Linked DNA regions of Homo sapiens: region 1 is linked to region 2. Evidence: chromatin loops called from intact Hi-C (ENCODE). Cell type or tissue: CD4-positive, alpha-beta T cell. All regions are shown on one strand.

Region 1 (8,000 bases), 1.7 Mb after region 2:
TGGGATTACAGGCATGAGCCACCATGCCCGGCCCATCAAGCAATCTTCAGCAAGAAACATTTTTTCAAAAAATAAAAAATAAATTTATCAAACTTCAATGAATTAATGTAATGATGATGACTATGTGATTTAATACAATCATCACATATATCATCAGTGCAGAAGACCAAGAGTGAGCAATGTTGCTTACTCTTGAGTTCTGTGCCTTTACCCTAAATCAGTCCTGCTCAAGGTGTGGTTGGCAGATAACTGCCATTTGCAAACTGTTAATTAGAGCACAAAAAATGAAAAATACGTATTTAGACACTTTCATAACAATTTGAAAAATAATTATATATATTCAGTCTATTAAAAATTAAAGCTTGTGTTTTTTGGTCTTTTCTATTTTAGTTTTCAGTAATTTGTCGTCATTATTATTATATTTTACAAAATTATCCATCTGTAATGGTTTGGAAATTTAAAAATAAATTAGGAGAGATCTTTTACCACAGATAGTTTGAAAAGCACTGAGCACTGCCTTAAATGACACCCAGAGAACTTTTTTCCCCTCCCTTTCTTCCTTCTTTCTCTCCTTCCCTCCCTCTCTTTGTTCTCTCCCTCCTTACTTCCCTTCCTTCCTTTCTTTTTTGGCTTTTATAACCACTTCCCACAGTTCTTTCGTCTCCCTCCCTTGCTGTCCAGCTTTGGGCTATCATTTGTAGCTGGAACAATGCCTACTTTGAGAAGCCCACCTACAAAAGTGTTGTTAATCTACAGTTGGCTGAAAATTCAGATAACAACACCAGTTTAGATTTTATGCAAATTTAAGTACATAAATTATGAGTGTCTGACTAGGCTCTCTTTTATAATAGAAATGAGCTTTGAAGCATGGGCTCTATTTTGGCTGCTCAGGGACAGCTTTCTGGGTTTCATGTAGTTTTCAGTCATTTTGGGGGATGATTGACATTGCCATGAAAGGATCTCCCAATACAAAGTGTTACCTGGATAATTTGACGTGAATCATAGGATAATGCTCCTAATTTTAAGGAGTTTATGTCTCATTCTAATAATTCCTAGTAACCATTTACAATTACAGGACAGCACAAAATGTCCCAAACTTAGGTAATGCCTTTGGCTTATCAAAAAGTATTACAGAATGAGATTGCTAATCATACTAGAATGTAAACTCTGTCTTTGCTAGTTTTCAGAGAACTATTTGTACTTCAGAACAGATGAAACTATTTAATAAAAGGTCCACTGCATTGTAGCAGGGTTTAAATCTACCTTCTCCAAAGAACTATTATTACTACCAAGTGACAACTGTGCTTAGAAAATTTAGCTTTTGTTCTTGCGATAGTTTACTGAGAATGATGATTTCCAATTTCATCCATGTCCCTACAAAGGACATGAACTCATCATTTTTTATGGCTGCATAGTATTCCATGGTGTATATGTGCCACATTTTCTTAATCCAGTCTATCATTGTTGGACATTTGGGTTGGTTCCAAGTCTTTGCTATCGTGAATAATGCCGCAATAAACATACGTGTGCATGTGTCTTTATAGCAGCATGATTTACAGTCCTTTGGGTATATACCCAGTAATGGGATGGCTGGGTCAAATGGTATTTCTAGTTCTAGATCCCTGAGGAATTGCCACACTGACTTCCACAATGGTTGAACAATGAGAACACATGGACACAGGAAGGGGAACATCACACTCTGGGGAATGTTGTGGGGTGTGGGGAGGGGGGAGGGATAGCATTGGGAGATATACCTAATGCTAGATGACGAGTTAGTGGGTGCAGCACACCAGCATGGCACATGTATACATATGTAACTAACCTGCACATTGTGCACATGTACCCTAAAACTTAAAGTATAATAATAAATAAATAAATAAATAAATAAATAAAAAGAAAATTTAGCTTTGCTAGTGAGCAAAGGACAGAGTGGAAAACTCAATCCAGCGTTCTGGCTCTGCTATCCAAAGAGCTAATTAAGTGTACCATTTGTCAAAGTCAATGGAAACCCTGTGTCTGGATCACTTAAAAAGACATTAAAAAGAGAAATGGGGTCCAACAGCAGACGAAAGGAAATTTCCTATTCTTAAGTGGAACCCATGCTCATATGGCATGTATCCTAATGTATCGTAATATCCTATAAAACTTTCAATGCAATTTTGGTAGCACTTTGACAACAAATTAAGTAATTATGCCTTTATTTCAATGCATATAGGAACACTAAAAATCAAATACTTTCAAGTGGCCAAAGTATAGTGCTATGGACCTTTTAGCTTTATCAAATGATAAGGGCTACAGGAATAAATTCACAAATCCTCTGCTATAATATACTAAAACAATCATAAGGAAAGGAGATGAGATTGATGCAAATGTATCTATTTCCATTTCTATCACTTTTATGTCTTTTTTCCTCTTTCCTTTCCCAGGTGAGAGAGATGGGTATTGAATGAGTAAATAGTCAACTGACCTGGAAAAGCTAGCTGTACTGGAGAAACTGGGCTGAAACTGGGGAACTTTAAGATATGCAGTCCAGCACTGACTGAGTGCTGATTAGCCAAATCAGTAATTTTAGCAGCACTGTGGCTATGCTATCCTATATTTATAGTCTTTATATTACGAGATAAGAGGAGGAGAAAAAGAAGGTCAATAAACCTGATAGGTCAAACTCTGTTATAATCCCCTTACAGGATCACATAGATAAAGCTGAAATAGAATTTAGAAGAGATTGAATCTAAGCTTTGTTCTACAAAGTGGAAAAAGGCACAGAGAGATTTAGTGACTTGTCCCACTGTAAGCTGATATGTCCCTTTCATGTATTGACATTTTTGCCCCTTCTAATTCAGGCTGAGCTGTACAGCAGTAAGCTTCCATTTGCTTGCTGTGTGTGTGTGCACCAAGAGTGACAAAATGGATTCATTCTTAAAGAGAATCAGAATCAACATTGACAGTTGCCTACCTCACAACCAGACTATTCACATTGCCAAGATTTCATGGAATCCTATTTGTTTAAAGGAAGAACATTCCAATCACAACAGTAAGCCAACATACTTATATCCTTAGATGAAAATATTATAGGTCACTGTTTAGGGTAAAGTGAGGTCCTAAATATATATTTTCAGTAATTATTATTCATGTTTGCATGGCATTTAATAATTTTATAAAGCACATGCTGGTTTTTTTTTCTGCAATCTTTATAACAACCCTGTAAAAGAGTTAGGGCAGACTGATGATGGTGATGATGATGATGATGACTATGACAATAATGACGACTTTTTAAAGATATGCAAATGGAAGTTTGGCGAGATTGGTGGGCCTCTCGTAGATCACAGAACCAGTTCATAAGCATGTCTGTTCTCTTCATGATCAGTGCTCTTTCTGTTGCTCGATATCTTTCATTATCTATTTACTGCTAAAACATTTTTTATACTTAAAAACAGATCCCTTTCTCACATGAGGTAATTTGTGCTCATTAGTAATTATAACCAGAAGGCTCAATTTACTCAGTAAATGTCACTTGTTATATAAATGGTGAACTAGTAATTTGCCAAAGAGAAAACACTTAGGCCCAGAAAGGTTACAAATAGATGTGTTGGAATTTTTTTCTTATATATTTAATTTATAGCCAATTTTAGAAAGGGCTTATAGGAAGCATGGGAAAATTATAAGGTAACACATAACATTATCTAAAAACAGACTCTTCCTCAAATTTCCTTAGGTGTTTCAACTCGCATAATGTTAAACGTATTTTTCCTTTTTTAGAAGTTGTTAAGAAAAACAAATTTTCTATTTATAAACTGTAAAATAATAAATAAGTTTAACAAAAAAATAAAAGAAGTTTTTGAAATGCTTACTGGTCTTTTTTGGAAAATATGTGAGGAAAGAAGAAGGTATTATGGCATTACCCCATTTAAAGTAGTAGAGTTATATATTGATACCTCCTACTCATCCTATTAACTACTCTCCAGGAACTGTGCATATGGTTGCATGAAATTCGTATCTTTGCTGTTCACCCCTCCTCCACAGCTAAACTCATCATTCCTCAATGTCTACTGTATTGATAAGCACCATTACTTAATCATAGTAATGATATCTGATGCATCAGGCAACAGGATATACCCACCATACCAGATTACTCACCATATCAGAATCTGTGTTCTCATATCTTTTCTTATCTTCCACAGGTCTAAAAATGGATTCAGAACGGAGTTCTCTTTTACCTATAATTTCCGAGGCTTTCAGGATGAATTGCACATTTGAAAAGATGTTTGGATACTTGTGATATGATGCTCCAGAGAAAGAAAGTGCTATTGTAAGAAAAATCATCTGTGAGAAATAATTTATTAATATTTTGCACTGTGTTTCATTTGTCTTTTAGCTATTAAACTATAATTAAATTCAGTACTTAGATGCAGAAACTGCTAGTTTCCTATTTAAGATTTATAATGTTATGTATGCCCCCTGGTGGTATAATAGAATACTAGACGGTAAATAATTTATACGTAAGAGTTTATATAATTCAGGACAGCAATTTCATAATCATTGAATGCCCAATTAAATATAGTTACTGTTCAACAATGCTTGGAAACTTCCAGATGAAAATAAATCAAGCTATAATAGATGCTGTATTCATAATGGATACTTTGACATTGTAATTCTACAAAGAAATCAATGTCATTGATTCTAGACAAACATTCTCCAGTTTTATTCCTTCTCAAGATGTTATTATTTACAACAATATGTTGTAAATAATAAAAACAAGATGTTATTATTTACAACAATAAGATAATTTAACATAACACCACATTATATTTAACAGAATCATCTCAGTGCTGCTCTTTGTATAAACTTTTAGACAAACTTTGGGTTTTAGTCCATCCACATAATGGAAAAATTAATAATGACCATTCTACTGGACAGCTATGTGGAGAGGTAGCAGCCGCTGATAGCTTCAGGTAGAAAACAGCCTATTGTTAAAGGTAGAGCTGCAACCTAAGGCTCTATTATATTTGGTAAGAGGGCACAATTTGGGGATTTTATTCTTGTATGTGAAAGAAAGATTTTTTTTTTGAGGAGGGTATATCCTCAATAACAATCTAATATGAGAACTTGAGCTTTTTACTCAAATAATTTTTCAAAGTTGATCTGCCATAATCATCTGAATATTTGGTAAGTCACTATGCTGAACACTGTGAGGAGTTAAGAAGTAGTTCTATAATTTAATGAAGATATAAAAACAAGTGAAATGTTAGACAAGAATTCCTATTCTATCAGTCTACGGCCACATCTGATTAGGACTTATGCTAATGGTACTAATTGATTAGTCTCCATAACACTTCTGCTATTACCTTCTGTTCCCACCTCCATGACTTTTTTCATCAAATATAATTCCCTTTCTTTATCTTGAGCCTCTCCTTCCCTTATCCTACAACATATTAATATTTTGACTTTATTTTATCCATCTAAATAAACTATTGACATATTTACATATCAGCATAAATATTTATAGCTAAGCTTTTTTTGAAATAGTTCACAATTTTTGCCTTATGCTTAAATTTTCCCTCGCTGTTTGTTTACCTCCAATCTGAATTCCGCTTCCACCTCTCCACTGGGTATGCTCCCAAGATCAGCAGTGATTTTCTGATTGTAGAAACTCATCATTTTTCAGACCTTCTACTATTTAATACTTCTATGACAATGTTGATCTTGAATTTCTCTCCTTAAACATAATCACTTCCTCTTACCTCCCTTATTTCCCTTTTCCTGGGCCCTGTTACACCAATAATCCATTAAATGTATGTTCCCCAAGATTTCATTCCTGGAATTAGTTTCTCCCTGCCCCTCGCCCTCGGCCACATTAACATGGATGACTGTCAATTCTATATCCCAGGCAGGCTTCACTTATTTCCCTAGTTCCAAACCTGTTTTCAACTGCTTGCTGGGTATATATACCTGAGTGACCTTCAAATTCAATATGCCCAATATTTCTCCAAATTTTTCCTAGTTCAGAACATCATTATCTTAATTCTATTACTCAACATGCAAAACTTCAGCTCCCGCTTGAATTTCTCACTCTTCTTTACATATAGCTTAGATTCAGTGGATCACCAAGTCCAGAACCTTACTAAAATATGAATTTAACTTTCCTGAAATTCAGGGAGGTAGATACTATTACAAATAAGAAAACTGAGTCACAAAAAAGCTCATAAACTTAAGTGGCAAAGTGAAAAAGCAGAATACAGAATGAGGATTACCAGCATCTGGAACAGGGAGTAGGTCGTGAGAACGGATGGGGAAGGGGGAGATATCAGAGTGCAAAAATTCAGTTAGACAGAAGGAATAAGGTCTAGTGATCTATTTCACAACATGATAACTATAGTTAATAATAATGTATTGCATTTTTCAAAATTGCCGGAAAAAAAAGTAGAGTCAGATTTTAAATGTTCTCACCACAAAGAAATAACAAAAGTATGGGGGTTGGAGGGGCAGTGAGCTGAACAAATGCAATCTGGCCCTGAAGCTGTGCTCTTCAACACTGCACCTATTATCTTTTATGAAAAATAAAATGCAGCTTACGTTCTTTATAGTGACAGTCTGAGCTTATCAAAATATAACATAAAACATTTATAAGTGTAAAAATAAAAGATATTCTACCGTATAAATATGGTTGAAGCCTAAGTAAATGTTGTTTAAAACTTTCTAGATGACCATGCAGGAAAAATATAAAAAGTCGTAAGAAGACCAAATAGCCAATCTGTCAAAAGAGAAAAGAAAAATACATTTTTGTGTTGCATCAATAAATGTTTAAAAACCATAAGAAAAATCAACCATTATATTATTACATTTTCTTTTGAGAAAACAATTTTAAACTCACTCAATATTATGTGGTTTTTAAATAACATTAAAACATTTATATCAAGATTGAAATGCTAGTTCAGCCAAAAAACTTTTATAAATCATCTCTACACTACATATAATGACCAACACTAAATGTTATTTTGTTCTATGCCCTTTAGAACAGTGTTTTTCAAATTTCAAGTCATGCCCCTTAAGTGAGTCATGAAATCAATTGAGAGGAGATTTTTAAATAAAATAAAAGAGAAGAAAAAATATATTTTACTGTACAATTCCTTGTTTCAGTATATAAATGAGTGTATATTATGTTATCCGAATTGCAATGCAAAAGGTATTTATTTCTAAGCATCTCTGTCAAAACAGTTTGAGAACCATTGCATTAGATAGTGTTGAGAACTATCCTACTTCTGCATAGCATGCTGTGCTAAGCTCCCTATTCCCTCATGAAAAAAGACCTCTCACAGGGTCATTATTAAATAAGCAATGCAAAATCTTACTTCTGTAAGATTAGTAAAAATATAGTTTGTTTTACACAGACTACATAAAATGGAATGTCTGAAAAAATATATAATCTGCAACATTTTACAGAAAATTATAAAAAACACATTAACTATAGAAATGGAATACAAGTTTCTAAATTGTGGAGAAGACCCAAATAACAGCAATAGCTGTCAGTATCCAGTGTGTGTGTGTGTGTGTGTGTGTGTGTGTGTGTGTGTATCTCAAAATCCTCTTAACAGCAATGCAGGGTATCATGTAATGATATACATGTAAAAATAAAATAAAATTAAAAAGATAAATCTAATGAAATCTCAGTGCATCATCCAAGACTATAAAGTAAATAAGTAACATTACTGGAATTTGAACCCAGGAATGTATGTATTGCTCCAAAAGCCATGAGCTTTCTACTATGGCAGTGATTTCCAAATATTTTTTATTACAAACCTCTATCATTACTAATAAATTTTGAGAATGCATCATTAATATTTATAAATGTATTCATAAAGTATAAACATACACCATTTGTAGACTTATGAAGTATGTAAAAATAACATGTTTATAAGGCAACAACTTTGTTGTAGTACTGTGTTTCTCTAAGAGACCGAAGTTAAATGTGAAAAAAATATTTAAAAGAATACTGAAATACT
Region 2 (8,000 bases):
TAGTTAAATGGCTCTTGTTTGTTTCTTTATAATAAGGCACAGTTTTTATGGAGCCTGAGCGTTGTTCTTATTCCACAAAGGACTTTTTTTTTTTTGGCAAGGGGATAAATTACTCTGTCCTAATTAAAATTTAATTTTGATGGGAACTCTTTTCTCTCCCCCAGTTTTTTGTTGCTAAGGCCATTAAGGAAGAATTAAGAAAGAGGGAAAAGGAGATATGTGTCAGGAGAAAGGTAGCAAAAGAAACAGGTGAGGGAAGGAAGAAGATCAGTAAAGAAAGGTGAGGAAGATGAAAGGTAAAGAACAGAAGAGAAAGAAAATACAGGAATGAGAGGCAGATAAAAGGACAAACAAAAAGGGAGTAGGAAAAAGGAGATGAAGAAGAGGGTCTGAGGTAAGAAAAGCTTTTCATTCCCTCTTCTTTCACTTTTCCCATACTCCCCTGCTTGACACAGGGTACTATGATATGACCCACTTCCCTCTTCTCTCCTGCTTTACTCTCCAGGTTTCCATTTTTATTGACTACTGACTTGTGAACTTTTCCTCTGTTTCTTTTTTAAACTGGAGCTGTACAAGGTAAGAATTCATAGACAAAAGGCATTGATTATATTTGCATTCTCAAATTAAAAATATTTGGAATTTAAAATAAAAATATTTATTGAACCAATCTTACCTAAAGGTGTCAAAACTCTTCCTTTATAGTTTAATAAAATCTAACATATGGATCCAATTTGTGGTTCAGATACTTAGGAAAATTCATTATTATACTTGATTCAAGTTTTACATCAACAGCCTAGTATAAAATTTTTAGAAAATTTGTTTATCTGTACTTACTTGATTCATTCCAAATTGTTGATTCCCAAAGTTTTTATTGGGAGGTATTTAATAAGATAAAATGAAATGGGAAATTTAGATGTTTACCTTAATAATTTGGGTACCCCCCCGACCCCCTGCCAAACAGAAATCTGAAATGTAATTAATTGTAGCATTGGATCGGGAGGGGCCTGGATGAGTATAGACTTGCGTTATATATATAGTTACTTCAATTATCTATTAATTATGTTGTGGGTATTTAGATATAGCTTATGTTCACAGTATTATATAATTATTACAGATAGCTGTATTTTTTGATATAGTGAACCTTTTCCAATTTTATTACTTATAAAATATTCATAGTCTTTGCTATTTATTAGGCCCCAGTGTAGGTGTGTTATTATAAAAGAAAATTGCCAGAAAACTCTATCATGTTCGCTCATGGGTTGGATGGCATAAGATGAAATTCAAATAATCATGAAAACTCTTACTGAGATTCGTTTTTGTTCTCCCTTTGTGTATAATAGAATCATATAGACTTTTTGGATAACTGCCAACAATTTCATATTATATTTGATCATGTTTTCCAGGATTTAATTCCTGTATTAAATCTAATACAAATTAATTGAACATAGGATTCTATATTTTGATCAGTTAGCATTTTCTAGTGTGATACAGTATTCTGTATCATCTTTCATTCATATAATTGTCTTTGTGTATTAAACATGTATTTAATCAGAAAATTTCATTGCCAGTCTTTATAAAATAATAATGACAATCCACGAGGCTTTCTTCTATTCCAGAGAACTATGATACAAAGATGATATGTAGATACGTTGATTTTGACTTTTTTGCTAGCTATTTAACTCAACAGAAATTAATACCTATGTGCTTTCTAGCATTTAGAGGCCTCATTTTAACTTAGTGGTTGCTCATTATAATTTTAAAATTGTGCTGAGGAATTAAATCATAATTGTTTCTATTTTTAAGATAGGCCATGCTTTTAAGGTGATGGAGTAATTATTGTAAACACTTAAGATAATTTGGTATATGGGGAGTAAAACAAGCATGGACTAGTCACACTAGACCAATGAAACACTGGTCTTTTGTTCTCCACAGGAATATGAAAGTCTAATTTAACTTTTTTTCAGATAAGTCAGTTTAAGTAGAAATAATTTAATTTTTGTTTGCTCTTCCTTATTGTTTTCTTGGGTGATTTTGGGGGATGTTGCCTCTTTCCCATTTCCCAAAGTCAGAGACAGCTTTGATTTCTTGCTGAGTAGGTGTATGATGTGACTTGGGATTATAACTAAAAACCAAAGAACACAAGGGAAGCTTCTTGTTTGCTTCTAATTTTCCTTAGAGTCAAACAAATGATTAACAGGAAGTATGAAAAAGGTGATACTTTAAGCTTCAGCTTTATCACCTCTAAGAAAGGTAGCTCAGTAGAATGACCATGTCTGGGAGTCTGAAGATGCCAAGGAGCATGATGTCACCAACTCTTGGTAATCAGGCTTTTGTTTTAAATTGTTCAGAGATAAGACTGTGCTCCCTGAATAAGTAAACCTCACATTGCAGGGCTTTTTATAAAAGATTTACATGCTTGTGTTCATTTACTCATTTATTTATTTCCTGCCTTACTCCCCAGAGTATTTGAGGTAGCTAATGACAACAACATTCAGGAAAATATAAATATAAAATAAAATGAGAACCAGGAACAATGTAAGTTGTAACAGGATATCAAGACTATAGTTCATAGGATGTATGTATAGTTACTACCCTAGAGCTACTATTTTGTCTCTAAGCTTTCCAAAGGCCAAAATGAAAAGGGAGATAAAGTCATATAACACTCTTAAATAAAAGAAAGCATGTCACATTGCAGGGGAAGCAAAGCTTTTCATTGTATTGAGCCCTGATAGAATTTCTTACTGGAGGCTTTCATTCTGACGTTCTTAGTGGCGGTGCCCTTGACAATATCACTAAAGCTAATGTAGGAAGGAGACTCATAAGACCATCTCTTGCAGAATCTAGAATCCATCAGTGAAAGTGGAGGCCATGACATCAAAATCATTCTATGTGGGCCTAAGAATGCAGCTGTCTCTAAATTGATTTTATCCAATAATATAATCTAGACTTAGAATAATGGGTAGTGGACTGGGTGTGTGTTTTTTCTTTTTTTTTTTTTTGAGATGGAGTCTCGCTCTGTTGCCCAGGCTGGAGTGCAGTGGTGCGATCTCTGCTCACTGCAAGCTCCGCCTCCCGGGTTCACACCATTCTCCTGCCTCAGCCTCCCGAGTAGCTGGGACTACAGGCCCCCGCCACCACGCCTGGCTAATTTTTTTGTATTTTTACTAGAGACGGGGTTTCACTGTGTTAGCCAGGATGGTCTCGATCTCCTGACCTCATGATCCGCCCGCCTCAGCCTCCCAAAGTGCTGGGATTACAGGCGTGAGCCACCGCGCCCCGCCTTGGACTGGGTGTGTTTTTAACAATCCTTTCTTAGTGTCATTTCTCTCAGCTAAAGTTTGGATATGCAATGGATAATTGTATTCTGTGTGGAGTTCTCAATTGTATTCTGAGGAGAGTTCTCGATTGCAGATATTCTATACTTGTTTGAGGCTAGATCTGTAAAATTAGTAGGATTTGTTAGTTAATTCATTAGCTGAGTTTCAAAAATTTTGAAGCTGTATTTTAAAACAATTAGATAATTTCTGTGTTAAAAATAATGTTTATATTTGTGAAATTATAACTCCCACAAGTTATTGAAATCACTTCCCTTTTTAGGATTAAAAAATATTACTGATGATTGAAGGGTAATTTTCAATGTTAAACTTCAACTTTTGCTTATAATTTTCATGTTACATTTTACTCATTGATATCTTACTATTTCTGCTTGTTTTTTTTTTTTAAATCAGAGTTGGATCTTGTAATTCTAGTTGGTTATTCTTGATTTCACTTTGTAGATTTTTTTTTATGGCTTTATAGATGATCAGTATTTCTATAGGTTTTAGAGATGAGTAAAGAGTACAGAAAATTTAGCTATTGTATGAAACATGTCCTATTTTGGAGGGAGGGTTTTTCTAAACAAGTTTATTTAGTAGCTATTAAAATGGAAAATTTTAAATTTTCCAAAAGATTCTTTGAGAGATACTTAATTTGATTCATTGACATTTGTCAATAAGGCCTCATATCTTAAGTCATTTTAATGTGTCATTTAACAAAACTTACTAAAAGAACTAATCCTTAATTACTCTTTACTGTGTGCTAAACAGTATGCTAGATATATAACATACTTTATTTACTACTGGCAAACAGTCCTGCAAGGGAGTTATTCCAGCCTTTCAGACAAGAACATTGAAGCTTGAAGAGATTAAGGAACTTTATCAGAATCGGTGTGGCAGATTCAAACTCAAATAGAAACTTCTTGACAATGAAGTTTCTATTTTATACAATCAGTGTTGCATGATTACTAAGCCAACAGATGTGTAATCAGAGGGACTTTAGTTCAAATCCTCTGTGCTATTAATGTATCACCATAGGCAAAATCACATAACCTCTCTGAGATAAGATTCCTTACTGGTTAAAAGTGGCAAGTCATAGAAACCTCATAGAATTGTCTTAAAAGTTACGTGAAATAATGCTTGCAAAAATGTTTAGTACAGTGCCTGGTATATAGCTAAGTTCAATAAATGGTAGCTATAAAGAAGTAGAGTTTTTAGTATTTTCATTTCAGAGACTACAGTCCCCTTATTATAGATATTTTAGTTCTTTTTAGTTATGTAATACCTGAAGGTAAGAAATTACCAGCAGGTGGAGCTCAGTATCAGAAAAAACAAATTTCTGAAATTGAGGTATTTTATCACCTTATGTTTTAAAAATAAAATTAAATGCATATAGTTTTAAAATTTACATGTGAAGGCCTTCTTTTTTAATCCTACCTACCAAAAGTTATCACCCTGCAACTTGGTTTTTGAATATGTAGAAGGAATGCTTTTGTTATAATTATTTTAAATTGTTTGCTATATCTGGTGTCATACATAAGGTATGACAGTTCATTTGCATGAATAAGACATTTTTAATGTGAACTTAATTTATAAAGATTGTCTTCAAATTTGGTCACTTCATACAATAAAGTAATTACACTGATAATCTTAAATTTAACTTGTCAAAACCCTCAAATCTGCCATTCCCACAGTCTTCTTAGGGTATTTTCAGTCAATTGCTTAAGTCCAAATCTTGGGAATCACCCTTGTGTTCACTTTCTTCCAAATCCTGTTAGCAAGTTGTCTTGATATTACCTCCAAAATATATTCCAAATCTGACCTCTTGATAACATTTCCATTGTGATCATCCTGGTAAATTCACCATAAATTAAGGTCTGAACTACTTCAGCCAGTTTACCTGTTTGTTCCCTTGCCCTTTGTAAATTTTATTTTCTGTATAATAACTTGAGTTATCGTAATGTATAAATGAGATTTTATATTTCTCCTGCTTATGACCCTCCATTGGTATTCCTATATAACCAGAATGAAATTCTAATCCTCACCATGAACTCAATTACATAATCTCATCCCTGCCTACTTCCCCTCATTATTTCCTACCAGTCCTCATCCATCACACTCCAGCCATTGAGGTCTTACTGTCCTTTGGGTACACTAAGTGTCTTCTTATCTCTGGGACTTTATGTTTCATCTCTTTTTAATACTTATTCCCCAGATCTTCGTATGACCAACTGCCTTCTTTTGATAATTTCAGGTCAAATGATACTTCTTTGAGAGATCTCTGACTACTTCAGCTGTAATAGGCCCTATCAGACCCCTGTCATCATTATTTATCCTATTGCCTTTTTCCTTTTCTTGCAAAGCACTTACTTTAGTATCTTTACTATTTCTACTATTACTACAATTATTACTATTTTGTTGGTTAGAATTTACTCTGTGGTAGGTTAGTTCTAAATATTTCCATGCATTAAATACTAATATATGTACTTTGGTATGTATGAACTCATTTGATTATGGTATGTATGTATGTATGTGTGTATGTTTTTATTATCTGTCTTCTATAATCCCTGCTTGTTCCTTAAACTGTAGCTCTCAGAAGGTAGGCACTTTCATTATGTTTACTACTATTTCCTCTGCCTTGTACAGTGCTTGCTATGTAGGGGAGGCTAAGTAAATATTTTTTGAATATTGAACAAGCTCTTAGAACTCGTATCAACAAGTAGAGTTATCAAATATTTATGTAAAATAATCTCCTAGGGGATAGGGAACATATCAGTGGAAGAAATCATACCTGACCGATTATTCTTAGAGTCTTTTTTTATGAAGGTAATAGGGTATATAAAATAAGCTACTTCGATTTTAGAAAAGACGTTGACAATGTTTTTTACCAAAGGTTACTAAATGTTAAGTCACTGCTGAAATGGGAAATAGGCTTTTAGAATGGCCCAACAACAGGTTTAAAATCAGAAATCAAACAGTAGGAATAGATGTTTATTTGACTAGAAAAGTATAAAGAGAGTGCCCCAGCAATTGATGATCACATCTGTTATGGTTTGAATTATGTGCCCCCAAAAGATATCTTTAAGTTGTAATACTAAATACCTGTGTATGTGACCTACTTTGGAAATAGGGTCTGTAGTTGTAAACTAGTTAATATGAAGTTGTTAGGGTGAGCTCTAATCCAGTGTGACTGGTGCCCTTATAAGAAGAGAAGAGAGGCTGACATACAGGGAAGACAGCCATGAGAAGACAGAGGCAGATATTGGAATTATGCTATCACAAGCAAAGGAATGCCTGGGGCTACCAGAAGCTATAGGAAGTAAGGAAGGGTTATCCCCTAGAAATTTTGGAGGGAGCATGGCCTTGGCTAACACCTTGATTTCAGACTTCTGGCCTCCAGAACTGTAGGAGAGTAAGTTTCTGTTGTTAGAAGTCACCCGATTTCTGGTACTGTGTTACAGCAGCCCTAGGGAATTAGTACAACATCTGTTGTGATTATTGTCTTTATAAATGATCTGAAAGAGGAGGGTCTTCCTAGTGAGGTATCTAGATGACATTAAAGTCTTCTAGTTGTGAAGAGCAAAACCAGTGAGTACAGATGATGAACAAAGAAACACCAAAATTAGCTTCTCTCTGTGCTAGAACAAGTAACAAATCCAGCATCTTAAGATTTTATATTCTTTGACTGTAAGCACTGATTTCAACACATTTAATGTTGAAAATTGCTTCCAGATTTAATGTTTTATGATTTTATGAGCCTGGGTAAGTGCCTGGCACCTAATTAATGCTTAATGAATATTTAAAAAATAAATAAGTGAAACCAATCAGGGAATAAAATATAGGAAAATATAATTTTATTTTAATGAAAATATAAACTTATTCTGGTATAAAATTCAAATTATGGTTACAGTTAGGGAAAAATGAGTGCAGGGAGTGAATACTGGGAAACTATACGCATTGTTTACTGAATATATCAACACTTAAGTAGAAAAACAAAATTAATAAATTGTTAATGTATCTTTGGAGACTCTTTTTTGGCAAAAGAATACCTTTGGTGAAATAGAGCAGTGACTTAATCTAAGAAACAGTATAGTAGTTAATTGCATAGTTTCTGGAACAAAGTTGCATAGTTTCTGGATCCACAGTCCTTGGATTTGAATATGTGGCATCAGCTATTTTTTGGCTATATAACTTTGGGCAAGTTAAACTTTCTGTACCTCAGTTTTCTCATCTGTAAACTAGGGTTTGTAACAGAAACTATTTCATAGGGTTAATGTGGGGAGTTAAATGAGATAATCCATCTAAAATGCCGAGAAAATGCTTTCTCCTAAGAAATTCTTTACCCTATATTGTCTTTTATTGTTTATTAAATATAAAATTTTATAAAATTATTCTCAGTGTACAAAATGAGATTTATTTTGATGGACGTGATATAAAGAATGGTTGTTGCGGACAATAAAATTTAAAAAGTGAGTATCCAAAAAAGAAAACTAGAGGAAATTATGCAAAAAGGCAAGAAAATTAAAAAATTTTTTTTTGATTGCATCTAATTATAAAGGGAGCCAAAGACTTTAAAGAAGGAGATGTTTATGTCAGAATTGTGACCCAGGGAAGTTTTACGGAGTAAGACTTTTGACTCTCTTGCTCTTTTCTATTTTTCTTATTTGGTTTCATAAAGTTTCTTGA

What was found. Hi-C counts contacts between places; a loop is a spot of excess contacts. Peaks named below come from ENCODE experiments on the same cell type or tissue, not always from the same donor. Only the 100,000 strongest peaks of a DNase experiment are listed, where the experiment ranks them.
Region 1: it touches region 2 in a loop (11-fold over the local background); 3 of 110 quality-filtered maps call a loop at or near these places.

Annotation. Positions count from the first base shown.
Region 1 is chr5:110,621,130-110,629,129 of GRCh38, forward strand. It overlaps TMEM232 (transmembrane protein 232), which reads right to left. Exons shown (of 14, transcript NM_001039763.4): 6 at 6,652-6,751; 7 at 4,138-4,304. Among named protein-coding and RNA genes, the nearest start is that of TMEM232, 100 kb to the right of the region's middle. In CD4-positive, alpha-beta T cell, a CTCF peak has its summit at 4,474 (motif pointing left); no DNase peak of the experiment used is centred here.
Region 2 is chr5:108,915,506-108,923,505 of GRCh38, forward strand. All of the region lies in intron 10 of FER (FER tyrosine kinase), which reads left to right. Among named protein-coding and RNA genes, the nearest start is that of FER, 170 kb to the left of the region's middle. In CD4-positive, alpha-beta T cell, CTCF peaks have their summits at 4,630 (motif pointing right) and 4,831; no DNase peak of the experiment used is centred here.